Regions from separate parts of the Homo sapiens genome. Here region 2 is linked to region 1. Evidence: chromatin loops called from intact Hi-C (ENCODE). Cell type or tissue: MCF 10A. All regions are shown on one strand.

Region 1 (2,500 bases):
TATTTAGTGTAAATATATATATATCTTTTTCCTTCTCCCCTTCCCATTGCAATTTGCTTATTATATCATTTGCTTATTATATCTGCATTGCCATTTACATGGGATAAAGGTTGTTTACCCCTAAACATATTGTTTTTGTGTCTTTTCTTCTCCCCTCGTGCATTTCCCACACAGAACAAATGTCCAGAACAGATAAATCTATAGAGACAAAGTAGGCTAGTGGTTGTTTAGGGCTAGTGGAAGACATAGGCTGTGAGATTTCTTTTTGACATGATGAAAACCTAAAATGGACTGGTGATGGTTCCACATATGTGTAAATAAACTAAAAATCAATGAATTGTACACTTTAAATGGGTGAATCATAGGTATGTGAATTATATCTCAATAAAGCTGTTAAATGAAAATTTAAAATAACTTTAGTGACTTACACAATAAAATCTAAACTAGTCCCACTCCACTCTGCCCTCTGTGCAGAGTCTCAGGCTCAAAAATCTCTCCGCACTGTACTCCACAAATTATGAAGTCCATCCTGACTCAATGTTTTGTCCACACGCTAACTGATAGAGTTTGAATATTTGTGTCCTCCAAATCTTATGTTGAAATTTGATCACCATTGTTAGAGGTGAGGACTGGTGGGAGGTGTTTGGATCATGAGGGTGGATCCCTTATGAATGGGTTGGTGCCATCATTGAGGTAATGAGTGAGCTCTTGCTCTGTTAGTTCCCATGAGATCTGATTGTTAAAAAGAACATAGCACTTTCCTTCCCTCTCTCAATCTCTGTCCCTCTCCTTCTCCTCCTCCTTTCTTGCCATGTGACAAATCTGCTCCCACTTTGTCTTCTGCCATGATTGGAAGCTTCCTGAGGCCTTACCAGGAGCAGATACTGGTGCCATGCTTCTTTTGCAGCCTGCAGAACTGTAAGCCAAATATACTTCTTTTCTTTGTAATAACCCAGCCTCAGGTACTCTTCTATAGCAACACAAATGAACTAAGACACTGTCCCTGATGCTCCAGACTGCTCCATGTGTGCAACTGACTCCTGCTCATGCTGCAGCTTCCTTTGGTCAGAATGTCTTTCCCAGTGGCCCTTTTCTTCTGAGGTCTGCCAAGCAAACACCTACTCATCTTCCAAGTCTAGTCACTAGTCACCTACATTTCAAAACTTTATGCAACCACATGAATGTGTCATGAAGGCTTTCTTGCCAGGCTGAATCAACCACTTCCTCTTTTGCACTCTTCTACACCTGTACAAGCTCTGTCACAGCATCTCTAGAGCTTGTTTGCTTACCTGTTTCTTTCTCCTTTATTAGGCAGCTTTTCAGTGGCGGGGATATTGCTGTATTATTATTATTATTATTATTATTATTATTATTATTATTATTATTATTTTTTGAGACAGGATCTCGCTCTGTCCCCCAGGCTGGAGTGCAGTGGTGCAATCTTGGCTCACTGCAAGCTCCACCTCCTGGGTTCATGCCATTCTCCTGCCTCAGCCTCCCAAGTAGCTGGGACTACAGGTGCCCGCCACCACGCCTGGCTATTTTTTTTTTTTTTGTATCTTTAGTAGATACGGGGTTTCACCGTGTTAGCCAGGATGGTCTCGATCTTCTGACCTCGTGATCTGCCTGCCTCAGCCTCCCAAAGTGCTGGGATTACAGGCATGAGCCACCCGCACCTGCCCACTGTATTATTTTTATTCTACATCTTCTACTTGCTTGATTCTGGAGCTGCACACACTTGCTAGCCCTTATCTTCCACATACCATACCCAAATCAGAGCTTATTGCAAGAGCACAGGTCAGACAGGCCTATCTTGGCCTCACACTTATACCCTGCCCCTGCTGCTCTGTGGTCCTGCGTGTTCTCATGGTTGCAGAGACTCTCTTTCCAGATTATTTCTCCAAATGCTGAGCCCAAATATTGACCTCTGACCCATGCCACCATGCTTTTGCCTGTGCTGTGCAGCCTGACTGGCCCCCGCTGTCCTTGTACCTCTGGAAGTTGACTGCAGCCTGTGTACTGGACTGTGAGCTTTGCCAGGTTTCTCCAGTTTAACTTGAGAGCTCAAACTCCAAATTCTGTTTTGCTTTAAGATGTATGAGACCCAGGTCCCCAGCCGGTGCTCTGCCTAAGCTGTCCCAATTCAGCTCCTGTTTCTGCCCACCTTGATCAGTCTTATCCCATATTAGCTATATCTCGTATGGTTTCCTCTGACCCTAACCCCACCCTCTCCTATCTGCATAGTTTTCTCTTTTACCCCTAAGACTATATTAGATACTCTGCATGCTGACAGCTTCCTATGCATATACCAAGTGCTTATTATAGCACTTAACAGTCTATCTTGTAATTATTGCTTATCTGTGTGTCTCCCTCTCCCATTGGCCTCTGGACTCATGCTTGTCAACTTTTTCCTACTTGGACATGTTATAGATAATTTTTATTTGCTGACACACCCCCATTGATTTACCCAGATGGTGAGCTGTAGCAAAGACAAGATAGT
Region 2 (2,500 bases), 570 kb after region 1:
AGGTTGATCAAGCTTTTGAATGTGATATGTCCTGAAAGTGGATTTCTAATGGAATACCTACAAAATGGTTTTTTGCCGTGAGTCAGAATGATCTCAACAGTCTTGTGTATATCAAGTCATTGTAGTATACATTTCTGGATGGTTCAATCTTAGGCCAAAGTAGGTTTTCCTATTTCGTCCTATTCTAAACAAGTTCTGTTTTTCTGGGAGATGAGCTATTTTAATTTAATTTTTGAGTGAGTAAATCCCTTAAGCATTGAAAATCAAAGTATATTTGACTTTTTAGCATGTGGGTACCAAAATATGTATAGTGTAAAGATCTGAAAGCACGTTGACACTGCCTATCACATTCTTTAGATGCTCAGCTCTTCAGGGAAGCAAAAACCTGAAAAAGAAAAACAAAGTTAAAGATTAAATATGTGATCAGTACTGGATTATATAAAATGTTTCTCGTTTGTAAATGAAACAATAATCAGTAGACAGGAAAGATTGCAATGACTACAAAAGTTCAAAAGTGAGCAGGTTATTGTTGTGTTCCTCCCTTGTTGAAGCACAACAGTGAGAGGAGGGCTACATTGACTCTTCTCAATCATTTTCTTTTATCCCCAAGTGTCAAATATTTCTTTTACTTTCAGTTGGGATTAAAATAGTATATTCTAGCCACAGTCTTGGTGCTTCCATAAGAAACTACACCTGCTGGGATCTTGTCAGGTCCTCGGTTACACAATTGCAGTACCAGAATTAGGCCTTAGATCTCCCCATACAAGTGTTTTTCCAAAATCCTGAAAGTTTTCAGCCTCAGCCACTTTTCCTCACTAGAATGGAGCATGCATGGTTTGTCTTATGGTAATGAGAAGTGTTATGTGGCATGAGCAATGTTAGGAAGTAAAAGTGCAACTATTTCCTAGACTGAAGTTAGAGTGCTGGCCTACATTATCCAGTGGAAGACAGATGTTCCTATAAAGATGTGTGTTTTATAGATTTTCTGTAAATATGTAATATTTTCTCTTGATTTAGACTATATATTCAAAGATAGTCTTCTTTTTCTGATTGATCTCAAGTGAATGTTAGACATTGAATGTTTGTGTTAACATTTCCTATCCTTTAATATCTTGATGAAGTATTTTATAATTTTTAAAGCAACTCTCTGCTTAAAAGACAAAAGGCTGGGCACGATGGCTCATGCCTGTAATCCCAGCGATTTGGGAGGCCGAGGTAGGTGGATCACGAGGTCGGGAGATCGAGACCATCCTGGCTAACACGGTGAAACCCCGTCTCTACTAAAAATACAAAAAATTAACTGCGTGTGGTGGTGGACGCCTGTAGTCCCAGCTACTTGGGAGGCTGAGGCAGGAGAATGGAGTGAACCCGGGAGGCGGAGCTTGCAGTGAGCCTCGGTCATGCCACTGCACGCCGGCCTGGGCGACAGACCGAGACTCCGTCTCAAAAACAAAACAAAAACAAAAACAGAAAAAAAAAAAAAAGACAAAAACCCCAAAACATTTTTTCAGTTTCTGTAAACACACACATACACACACACACACACACCCCCCACACACACAAACACACGCACAGTGGTGAATGGCTGATGCAGTCCTTCTGTTAAGTTGGCAATTATTTTGTCTAAATATGGCCTTAATAAAGGCCAGGCCAGGACTGGGTACATTTTCTAGGCCCAATACTAAATGAAAATGTGGGGCCTCTTGGTCAAAAGTAAGGATTTCTAGACAGGGATACAAGAGCATTAAACTGGACCCGTTAGTCTTCTAAGTGCAGGGCCCCATGTGAATGCACAGATCACATGCCATGGGTCCACCCTGGACCAGGTCATGGTGAGTCAAATCAAACCTTTAATAATGGTAACTTTCCAGCCCAGTTTTCAAAGTTGGCTCCACTTTTCTAAGACATCAGATGCCTCACCATGCCTGAGGCCTGACTCAAACTCAGGGTTGGCAGCACCTAGTAGAGGGAAGTGCTGGATGAAGTCCAGGTACTTTCACATCAGAACCCTTCCAGAAAGTGTCTCTGACCTGGAGCTGCCACCTATTAGAGCCCTATGGACTGTAATGGGGACTAGGAACCTTCCATGTCCTTCTGCCTGGCCACACTGGGCTTTCCAAGAGCTTTGGAAGGAGGTGGCAAGCCACAGCTACATGGGTGGTGAATCCTGTGTGCAGTGTCTGGGCCTGGAACTACCAGTGCACTTAGGAAGCTAAGGATACAAGGTCTGGTGAATTCTCCATCGGCTGGAAGCTTGTCCCAAGCAGACTTAACACAGCAAACTCAGACCCAGCTAGAGTTCAAGGTTTGGCTGCCTCTGGAGCTAACTTCAGATTCAGGACTAGTAGAGTTCCCCGCTCCCAGAAAACATAAAAGAATGGGTCTCTGTCCCCATTTGCATCTACCCCTTTCCCCAAGAAAAGTAAGGCCCTGGCATTTGGCTATAAGAAACCATGGTCAAGTTAGTGCTTTATCTGTACTTGATAGAATTTCTACTTAA

What was found. A loop is a pair of places that touch in the nucleus more often than their neighbours do. Peaks named below come from ENCODE experiments on the same cell type or tissue, not always from the same donor. Only the 100,000 strongest peaks of a DNase experiment are listed, where the experiment ranks them.
Region 2: a loop joins it to region 1, with 9 times the contacts of the local background. A loop is called at or near these places in 5 of 110 quality-filtered maps.

The regions. Positions count from the first base shown.
Region 1 is chr7:112,555,686-112,558,185 of GRCh38, forward strand. No RefSeq gene overlaps it. Among named protein-coding and RNA genes, the nearest start is that of LINC03076, 61 kb to the right of the region's middle. In MCF 10A, no CTCF peak of the experiment used is centred here; a DNase peak (open chromatin) is centred at 1,156.
Region 2 is chr7:113,126,336-113,128,835 of GRCh38, forward strand. The region is part of intron 2 of LOC107986837; the gene reads left to right. Among named protein-coding and RNA genes, the nearest start is that of SMIM30, 9.0 kb to the left of the region's middle. In MCF 10A, no CTCF peak of the experiment used is centred here; no DNase peak of the experiment used is centred here.